Linked DNA regions of Homo sapiens: region 1 is linked to region 2. Evidence: read pairs that join two places in POLR2A ChIA-PET (ENCODE). Cell type or tissue: endothelial cell of umbilical vein. All regions are shown on one strand. Links, peaks and the distances in the headings refer to the core of each region. The heading gives the core; the rest is flanking DNA.

The links. ChIA-PET counts read pairs that join two places held together with the same protein. Peaks named below come from ENCODE experiments on the same cell type or tissue, not always from the same donor. Only the 100,000 strongest peaks of a DNase experiment are listed, where the experiment ranks them.
Region 1: POLR2A ChIA-PET joins it to region 2 with 8 read pairs; 1 of 35 experiments calls an interaction of 5 or more read pairs at or near these places.

The regions. Positions count from the first base shown.
Region 1 is chr21:43,724,896-43,727,395 of GRCh38, forward strand. All of the region lies in intron 1 of PDXK (pyridoxal kinase), which reads left to right. Among named protein-coding and RNA genes, the nearest start is that of PDXK, 7.0 kb to the left of the region's middle. RefSeq lists enhancers at 36-195, 1,779-2,500. In endothelial cell of umbilical vein, for the core only: no CTCF peak of the experiment used is centred there; a DNase peak (open chromatin) is centred at 1,186; H3K27ac peaks cover 1,405 bases.
Region 2 is chr21:45,586,508-45,593,976 of GRCh38, forward strand. LOC107985485 (a long non-coding RNA gene) reads right to left here. Exons shown (of 2, transcript XR_001755092.2): 2 at 1-3,707. LINC01694 (long intergenic non-protein coding RNA 1694) reads left to right here and starts at 7,147. Exons shown (of 2, transcript NR_146912.1): 1 at 7,147-7,201. RefSeq lists an enhancer at 3,133-3,633 and silencers at 3,905-3,974, 4,015-4,164, 4,175-4,664. In endothelial cell of umbilical vein, for the core only: no CTCF peak of the experiment used is centred there; no DNase peak of the experiment used is centred there; H3K4me3 peaks cover 821 bases; H3K27me3 peaks cover 185 bases.

The sequences.
Region 1 (2,500 bases), core at 1-2,500, 1.9 Mb before region 2:
CAGAAAGTTGACAGAGAATACCGATGCACTAGGTAGACCCTGTTTTTAAAAAAAAAAAATCCCCTGCTCTGCAAAGTGGCCTCTTCTTCAGAGATGTGGCATCACTGGAGGGTTCTCTTGGGGAAATGGTTAAAACACCTGGTGTTGGCTGGGTGCAGTGGCTCACGCCTGTAATCCCAGCACTTTGGGAGGCTGAGGCAGGCGGATCACAAGATCAGGAGATCGAGACCAGTCTGGCTAACACGGTAAAACCCCGTCTCTACTAAAATTACAAAAAATTAGCCAGGCGTGGTGGTGGGCGACTGTAGTCTCAGCTGCTTGGGAGGCTGAGGCAGGAGAATGGTGTGAACCCAGGAGGCGGAGCTTGCAGTGAGCCGAGATCGCGCCACTGCACTCCAGCACGGGCGACAGAGCAAGACTCTCGTCTCAAAACAAAACAAAACACCTGGTGTTTTGAAAAATCTTTACATTTTTTCTTAGAATTCCTAGGATAGAAAGAGTCTTCTTTGCCTTCAGAACTGCACTATAAGATCCTGGAAGAATACCACCCTGCCTTTTAAAAGACATCATTTTTGCCTTAACATTTTTCAAGGTGACATGCATTTGCAAACAGTACAAAAAAGCCAGCGCTGGGCCAGGCACGGTGGCTCACGCCTATAATCCCAGCACTTTGGGAGGCTGAGGTGGGTGGATCACCTGAGGTCAGGAGTTCGAGACCAGCCTGGCCAACATGGTGAAGCTCCATCTCTACTAAAAATACAAAAAATTAGCCGGGCGTGGTGGCACACTACTGTAATCCCAGCTACTCAGGAGGGTGAGGAAGGAGATTGCTTAAACCCAGGAAGTGGAGGTTGCAGTGAGCCAAGATTGCACCACTGCACTCCAGCCCCTGCAACAGAGCAAGACTCAGGCTCAAAACAAAAAAAAAAGAAAAGGAAAGGAAAAAGAGCCAGTGGTGAAAAGTGTGCCTCCTTCCTTCCTCCGGTGGCCCGCACTAACTTCCTTAGAGGTGATGCTGATGCTGTATGTTGGAGACGCTTCTGAGTGTCCTCGGAACGTTCCCACGTGCTCTCCAGGCCATGCTGGGCAGCTGGCTTTCCTCCCGTCTAGCTGGGATTCTCTCTCTCTCTCTCTCTCTCTCTCTGGCCTCTGCCAGTCCCTGGGTCTGAGCCAGAATGTGTCCCAATCCAGGAAACAGGTGTTGTTTCTGGTATTTCTTCTTTTTCTTTCATCTTTCTCCAAGAAGGAAGAAAATTGGCTAGTTTTTTGCTTTTCTGACTCCCTTAGTTTGGGACTGAGGTTTCTGTTATTCTTGTTTGGCTGTCATGGAGAAAAACAAGAACTTATCGGTCCCGTTTTCCATTTTTTCTTTTTCTTTTTTTTTTTTTTTTTTTTGAGACGGAGTCTCACTCTGTCACCCAGGCTGGAGTGCAGTGGCGTGATCTTGGCTCACTGCAGCCTCCTCCTCCTCCCAGGTTCACGCCATTCTCCTGCCTCAGCCTCCCAGGTAGCTGGGACTACAGGCGCCCGCCACCACACCAGGCAAATTTTTCTGTATTTTTAGTAGAGACAGGGTTTCACCATGTTAGCCAGGATGGTCTCGATATCCTGACCTCGGGATCTGCCCGCCTCGGCCTTCCAAAGTGCTGGGATTACGGCTGAGCCACCGCGCCCGGCCAATTTTTGTATTTTGGTAGAGACGGGGTTTCACCATGTTGGCCAGGCTGGTCTTGAACTCCTGACCTCAGGCAATCCACCCACCTCAGCCTCCCAAAGTGTTGGGATTACAGGCATGAGCCACTGCACCCAGCCTATTGGTCCCATTTTCTGATCTATTTTTCCCTCTTGCCTCTGGCTCTAGCCCACATCGGTGCATGTGTGTGTGTGTATGTGGGTGTGCATGTGTGTACGTGGTGTGTTTGTGTACACTGTGTGTGTATGTGGGTGTGCATGTGTGTACATGGTGTGTGTGTATGTGGGTGTGCTTGTGTGTACATGGCATGCATGTGTGCATGTGGGATGCATGTGTATGGGGCATGTGTGCATGGCGTGTGTGCACATGTCTGGGCATGCATGCGTGTGTCATGGGCATGCATGTGTGTGTATGCGGTGTGTTGCTCTGCAGGCCCCAGTGTTGGCCGGCCCCCCCGTCTTTCCTGTAAGTGACTTCCTTCCTAGGAGGCTTGGTGTGACTGGCATTCCCTGGAAAGGGAGGGGCGGATCCGCAGAACGGGCAGCTTCGGGGACACAGGGGCTGCTGATTGGCATTGTGGCTTGTTGGCCTTGGTGTCTGCGGGTGCACACCCACACAGAGCTTTTGAAATGGAATCCTGCGTGCCCAGTTCACAGAGTGAGTGACGCTGAGGAATAAGAACAGAGGGAACTTCTCAAGGAGAAAGGAAGAAAGGAGTTGTCAAAGATGGGCTGAGCAAAAAACCGTGCAATCAGCCGAGGAGGGGCCGGCAGCGCCTCCCTTCCTGCCCACAGAGCAGCCGCCTTG
Region 2 (7,469 bases), core at 2,974-5,473:
GGTCCATATTTTCATCTGATTACCTCTCTTAGTCATCTTCCTGGACATAGAAGATGGATGTCCCAGAGACTTCTTCTAATTTTGAATTGTCCCTTTATTCAGAGCTGACAGTGCTTCCACCAATACAATTCTCTTAAAAACTTGGTGGATTTCCTACAAATCTTAAGGGGGTCTCACTCCATTAGACAAAGATATCATCACAAGTCTCTCAGTCTCACTGAAAGAGTAAATGAGGCATGCCTTAAATCTTTCTCAAGTCTCAATAAAAGGTATGAAATCCACACTTTTAATCTGAACTTTACCCCACAGCCATAGTTGACTTCAAACACACTGAGTTCCATCTTTGCCACGCAGCATTTTCTTACTGTGAGAATATTTCTTTGTCTGAAAGATGCATATGAGAAACCACTTAGAGAAACCCAGCCAAGTCCTGACACCTTTATATTTTCTTTAAATTTTGCTCAAAAATGGGACATTCCTTCATTATTTTATCTATATTACACACAGCTAAAAGAAAGCAGTTGCCAATTATGACAGTCTGCCTCAAAGTCTCTTCAGTCAAACCCACAAGCTCATGTGGTATATTTTTTGGTGTCCTGGTTTCCCCAAAGGATATTTTAACTAACGTTTCTGCTGCTACATGACAGCAGTCACTCTTTTCCATCTTTCCAGGTGTTCCCTCACTGAACTTTGAGACTTTACTATCAGTCTCATTGAGGTCTCTTAGCCCACACTTCCATCCCTAAGATGATTTCCCCAGTTTTAGGCTTTTGTTTCAGTAGCACCTCATTTCAAAGGTGCCGTTCACTTCCCAAGTAGTGCACCTGCAGTGTTGGGCAACAGAGAAAAAGTCCCTTTCTAATTCATACAAAGGGCTGGTGGAGGCCCAGGTCCCTCAAAGAAATTCTCCACTGCTTCACTTGTCCAAATGCCCCATCATCCAAGCCCAGCCAAAGTTCCTCTTCTGCTGTGTGGCCAGCCTTGACTTCTCCTCGCCTCTGAACTCCTTCTGTCTCATGTTAATCTTCTCTTGCAGCACTTTGTGTAGAGTTATTGGTTTATATATCTCATTATTCTCATCTTGGTAAATTCTGGGTTGCACAGTACGAGGTTTTACTCTGAATTTTCAGTACGCATGTGATAACAGAATGAGTAAGTCAGTGAATGAGAGTCCACTCCCTCTTGCTCCCAACTTCATTCTAAAATGATAAATAAATTAAAGTAATGGTTACATTCCAAGGGGGATAAACACCAGGCAGGTTGTAATAGATGCTGTTACCACATTTCACCAAAAATTTAAGGTAGCACCACTTTTAAGATGTACCACTATTTTATATGCTGTTAAGGAATGTTGGCAATTGTTTTATGTTCATTGAAAAAGAACCTCTTCATCACGCCCATGCCTTCTTCTACCTTTTTGAGCATATGAAATCTAGTTAGCACTGCCTCACTGTTCTTGTATACAAATCCCATTGTATCTGTCTTCTCTGGGTCTGTTTCTATTGATGGATTTTGACCCTGGGTATGAATCATATTTTCCTGCTTCTATGTGTGATAGTTTTTGATTGAATGGTATAGACATTGTGAAAGGTACATGGGTGGGTGCTGAATTTTTGGTATTACTTTGAATATTCTTGGGTTGTGTTGGAATCCTTTTGAGGATTGCTTAGAAGCCTCGTTAGTGTGGGTCCTTCAGCCTGGGGCTAATCTGGCCCCATTGCTGACACACTACCCTGCTGCAGCCTCCACGATGCCCTTTGAATTAGGAGGTCTTTCCACTCTGGCTTGTGGGAACACGAACAATCCCAGCCCTGTTCGAGCTCCTCCGGATGTTCTGCCTCCTCCTTTCTAGTGGTTCTTTTCCCCTCAGGTAATTTCTTCATAGGCATGCGTAGATCAGTGCTCAGCCACAGTTCTCTGGGTGGGTCTCCCTCTCGCCTTCTCTCACCCCATCTCTTTCTCTCCTCCCCCATCTCTTTCTCTCCTTCCCCATCTCTTTCTCTCTCTGTAGCTCCCTCTTCTCTTGTACTCAGCCCTGAAAATTCTGGTTGCCTTGGCTTCCCCCAACTTATAACTCAGTCTCTGCCGCAGCAAGACCCCGCCTTATCTGGGTACCCCCTCTCAGGCTCTGGCCTGGAGCTCCTCTCCAGACAGTAGCCAGGGGCTGGAAGGTCTCTCCTCATTAGTTTCTCCTCTCTCAGTAACTGCTGCCCAATTCTGACCGCTGTCCCATGTCTCAAAAGACATTTTTGCATATATTTTGTCCTTCTTTCTAGTTGTTTAAGGTGAGAGAGTAAATCTGGACCAGTTATTCTGTCGTGGCTCAAAGTGGAAGTCTTAGTTTTTGTTTAACTACAAATGCTTTTGTTTTACTCTCATTCTTGAAAGGTATATCATGGGATGAACAGTTCTTGTTGAAAGCTGTTTCCTCCCAGGTATTTGAGACCTCTGCTTCTCACGGCTTCCCCTATTGCTGTTTAGGTGTTGGTTTCAGTGCCGTTCAACAGTTACTCATTCTTCTCTCCAGTTGCTTTTATAATCTTTGTCTTTGAGAATCTCCAGTTACAACAGGTGTGTCCAGATGTGGTTTTCTTCAAACACACTCTGCTTAGATTCTCTGAAGCTTCAGAGTCTGAGAAATGGTGCCTTTCCATTCACATCTCTTCCCTATTACCTTGGCCCATTTAATCCACTTTTTTTCCTCCTAGAGCCCCAGTTAGGCCACGTGGGGCCTTTTTACTCCATCACAATGCTAACCACTAAAGAGAACTTATTTTTCACCCTTTGTCTGTGTTGCACTCTGGGTGACTTCTTCAAATATATCTTCCAGTTCGCTAATTTTATATGTATTTGCATCTAATTTGCTGCTTAGCCTATTCATTGTTTTCAAATTCATTTATTCTTTTTTATTCCTAAGATGTTTCTCATATCTGCCTCCTCAATTCTGACAGTGTGGCAGGGTGCGGTGGCTCACACCTTTAATTCCAACTTTGGGAGGCTGTGGCGGGTGGATCAACTGAGGTCAGCAGTTCGAGACCAGCCTGGCCAACATGGTGAAACCCCATCTCTGCTAAAAATACAAAAATTAGGCAGCCGTGGTGGCACGTGCCTGTAATCCCAGCTACACAGGAGGGTGCAGGAGGCTGAGGCAGGAGAATCACTTGAACCCAGGAGGTGGAGGTTGCAGTGAGCCCAGATCGCGCCATTGCACTCCAGCCTGGCGACAGAGTGAGACTCCATCTAAAAACAAAACAAACAAAAAAAACAGTTCTGATGGTGTCCCGTCCACTTATTTTTAACGCCACGTTTTAGTTCTTTAAACACATGGGTCACGATACTCCCAGGCCCAGGTTGGGCCGCTCTCTTCCTCGTCTCCCCTTGAGGCCGGGGACGTGTAGGAGTGGGGCCTTCGCACGGAGTTCTCCAGCGGACTTCTTCCTTTCTTGCCTTTCCGTTTTTTTTTTTTTTTTTAATTTTTAATTTTCCCGTTCCACCCAGACCCCTCTGGGGCGCGAGGAAGGTCCCCAGGCTGCGGGTCCCGCGCCGGCCCGGCCGCGCTTCTAAGGCAGGACTGCCGCGTGTCGGTCACGGTGTCGCGTATTCTCCGCGGGACGGACGTGTCTTCAGGTCCAACCCGCCCGGTGGGAAGCGCAGACACTGATTTTCCAGAAAAAGTCCTCCTTCCGTTTCCCGCACTGGTAGGAAAGCTGGGGAGAGAGAAGGAGTCTCACCGTCCTGGACCAGTCGGAACCACAGAGGCCGCTCCGGGTCCGGGGGCGACTTCCGAGTGGGGGAAGGAGGCCGGAGGGCGCGCGGCCGAGCCCAGACCCAGCAGAGCGCGCGGCCGCCCGCTCCCAGGTTTCCCTCCATCTCGGCCCCGGCCGCCTCTGAGGTTCTGGACCAAGCCCAGTGCCCGCTGCCCGCAGAAGGCCTCACTCTGGAGCCGGCGGGGAGGGCGGGGACGCGGCTGTCCAGAGCTCCGTGCCCGCCCCGGGAGTTCGAAGGGTGCTGGGGCCGAGGGGAAGGCTCTGGTCGGCGGCGTCAGCGGCAGCTCCCAGACGACCTAGGACTGCAAAGGGCCCAGGACGGGGGGCGGGGCGGAGACAGGAGGCGGGGCGGAGGCATGGGGGCGGAGACATGAAGGGGCGGGGCTGGGGCGGGGCTGAGGCAGGAGGGGCGGGGCTGAGGCAGGAGGGGCGGGGCTGAGGCAGGAGGGGCGGGGCAGAGCCTGAGACACCCCGCCCCGCCCCCCACCTCCACCTCGAGCCCGCCCCTCTCCCAGGCTCCTGCTCCAGGGCGAACCCGGGGGTCCTCTCCCATGGCTCTGTGGGGGACCCCGGGGAGGTCGCCCTGGCACGGGACACTGTCGCGGGGTAGGACCCGAGAGGGTCTGGGGCGGTCAGGCTTCATCCTGAGCACCGCCCGGGTGCAGGGAGCGCTGGGTGCTGGGTAAGCGCGCGCCTGCGGGAGAGGCGGAGGCGGGGGCGGGGGCGGGGGCGGCAGGGAGCCCCTGGGCACCCACGGCGGGCGAGGCGGCGGCTTCCACTCCCAGGGAGCGGGGGTTTCGCGCAGGGGACGGCGCCCGGCTTGAAATTTAGGAAATTCCGGTGTCCCGCCCGCGCAAGAGGCGCTGGAGCATTTCCAGGTCGTTATAGGGCCCGGCCGCGTGGGGACCCCGGGGCAGATGCGCACCAAGCCTGGGACGCGCCTCCCAGGCCCTGCCCGAGAAACCCTTGCATGCGTGGGCACACACACAGAGATACACACAACACTCCATATGGACACACACACACACACAGATACACATAACACTCCATATGGACACCCACACACACTCCACATAGACACACACAACACTCCACATAGACACACACATAGATACACACCACTCCACATAAGACACACACACAGATACATACCACTCCGCATAGGCACACACACACATACACAGGTACACACAACACTCCATATGGACACACACACAGAGATACATACTACACATAGACACACACCATGCACAAACCACACACACATGCAACACTCCACAGACATACACACAGATACACAGATACACCACGCCACATAGACACACCATCACACCACACACACAAAACACATCACATAGAGACACACACCACACACATACAAGATGCCACATAGATACACCACACACAAACCACACACACACACCTCATAGACACACAAACCATGCACACTATGCACAAACCACACACACGCATACATACCCACAACACACCACATACACACCATGCATACCACACCCACACTCCACATAGACACACAAACCACGCACACATACATACACACAACACACCATATGCACAAATCACGCACCAGCCACACACACAACAGGCCACATAGACACACACAACACGCACACCACACACACAAAACACTCCACATCGACACACAACTCACGCACAAACCACACACACACAACATGCCACATAGGCACACACACCACGCACACCACACACACACAAAACACTCCATGTCGACACACAAATCACACACAAACCACACACACAAAACACTCCACATAGACACACATACCATGCACACCACCCACACACAAAAAAACACACCACATAGACGTGTTAGGTAGTTAGACACACATCAGCAGCTGGGAGAGGGTAAAAAGGAGAACAGAGAAGCTGTCATTAAGCCCCTGGCCCACCTAAGTTCAGCCCCGAGCCCGCCCTAACTCCACCATGAGGGACGGAGTTTGAAGTGAAACCTGTGGCCAGCATGTCCTGTGGAAGGGGAAACCAGGGCACAGGTAGAAATCCCTAGAGCAGCATGTGCCCAGTGACCTAAAACTGTAATAACATTTACATGTGGCCCCCCCACACTGGGCTTTTCTTAATGAATTATGGGTAAAAATATGCACAGTTTAATTTTAGCTGTGTCACCATAAGCTGCCAAATGACATCAGCCTGTCACTCAGCCCAAACCTCAGCTACTTCTCACACCCCACAGAAGCACCTTGAGCTCTGTAACCAGGTGCTGATGTCACTTCTCAGAAATCAGCCTGCACACCCTCTGAGACAGTATTACTGGAAATTTCAATCAACCTTGTTTTAAGCTTACATTTTGGTGTTTGCAGTTCTTTGCTCACTGTCACAAGAACCCAGATTGCTGGTTCAGAGCTCTGGCTCTGTGGATCTTGTCGGTTAAAAAATCCATCCGAACACAGAATTCTCGGTAACACACACACAATACACCAGGTGGACATACAACACACACATGCACAAGGATGTTCACGATGACAGTGCTTGAAATAGAGGAAAACAATGCGTCCACATTTCCGTCAGTCAACCGTGGCCCGCCTATGGCCACCCGTCCATAGGGTCTGGATGAGGTCAAACGGGGGCCCCGTCAACAGCACAAGAAAATCATCAGCCAATTTTGCTTGGGAACAAGGGTGCAAAAATCTAAACTTACAGAAATCACTACACAAATCTGACAGTGATTTAAAGATAACACCCGGTGATCAGATAGGAGTGCAGGAGTGCAGAGCGGGCTGACAGGGAAACCTGCGCCTGTTGAGGCAGGAAAATTGGGTCTGGAGGCAGGGAGCATAAGGCAGTTCACACTTCAGCTACCACAGGAAATATCCTCTCCATAGGGCATGGGCCAAGTAAATGACTTTGTAACTTCACTTCATCCTCTCCAGTTACATAGGGTGTACCCCCAAGAAGCCCCATGGCGCCATCACTCCACGGCCCCATCACCCCACGGCCCCGTCGCCCCACGGCCTCGTCGCCCCACAGCCCCGTCGCCCCACGGTCCCATCACCCCATGGCCCCGTCATTTCAGCACTGGCGGCTGCTCTGCCCTGGGATGCGCCTGTCACGTGCAGTGATTTAAACATCAGTGAGGTGATTGATTCAAATACTGCGTACTCTTGCTAGTATTTTCCTTGCATGCTGATATGGTTTGGCTGTGTCCCCACCTAAATCCCAACTTGAATTGTATCTCCCAGAATTCCCACGTGTTGTGGGAGGGACCCAGGGGGAGGTAATTGAATCACGGGGACCGGTCTTTCCTGTGCTATTCTCGCCAGAGTGAATAAATCTCACGAGATCTGATGGGCCTATCAGGGGTTTCTGCTTTTGCTTCTTCCTCATTTTCTCTTGCTGCCGCCATGATTCTGAGGCCTCCCCAGCCATGTGGAACTGTAAGTCCAATTAAACCTTTTTTTCTTCCCAATCTCGGGTATGTCTTTGTCAGCGGCATGAAAAGGGACTAATACACATGCTTTATTGGTGACCAGGAGATGTTTTAAATTTTTCTATATGATTGTGGATTTCTCTTCTTCTTTCTTGGACTCTGCAACTTTGTTTTCTGTAGTTTGAGGCTGGCATCTTCCCGTGGGCTGGGCCCCATGCCACCAGCTGACCCTGGTCTGCTGAGCTCCTTGCCCGTGGTTCCTCTGCTTGGTGTTA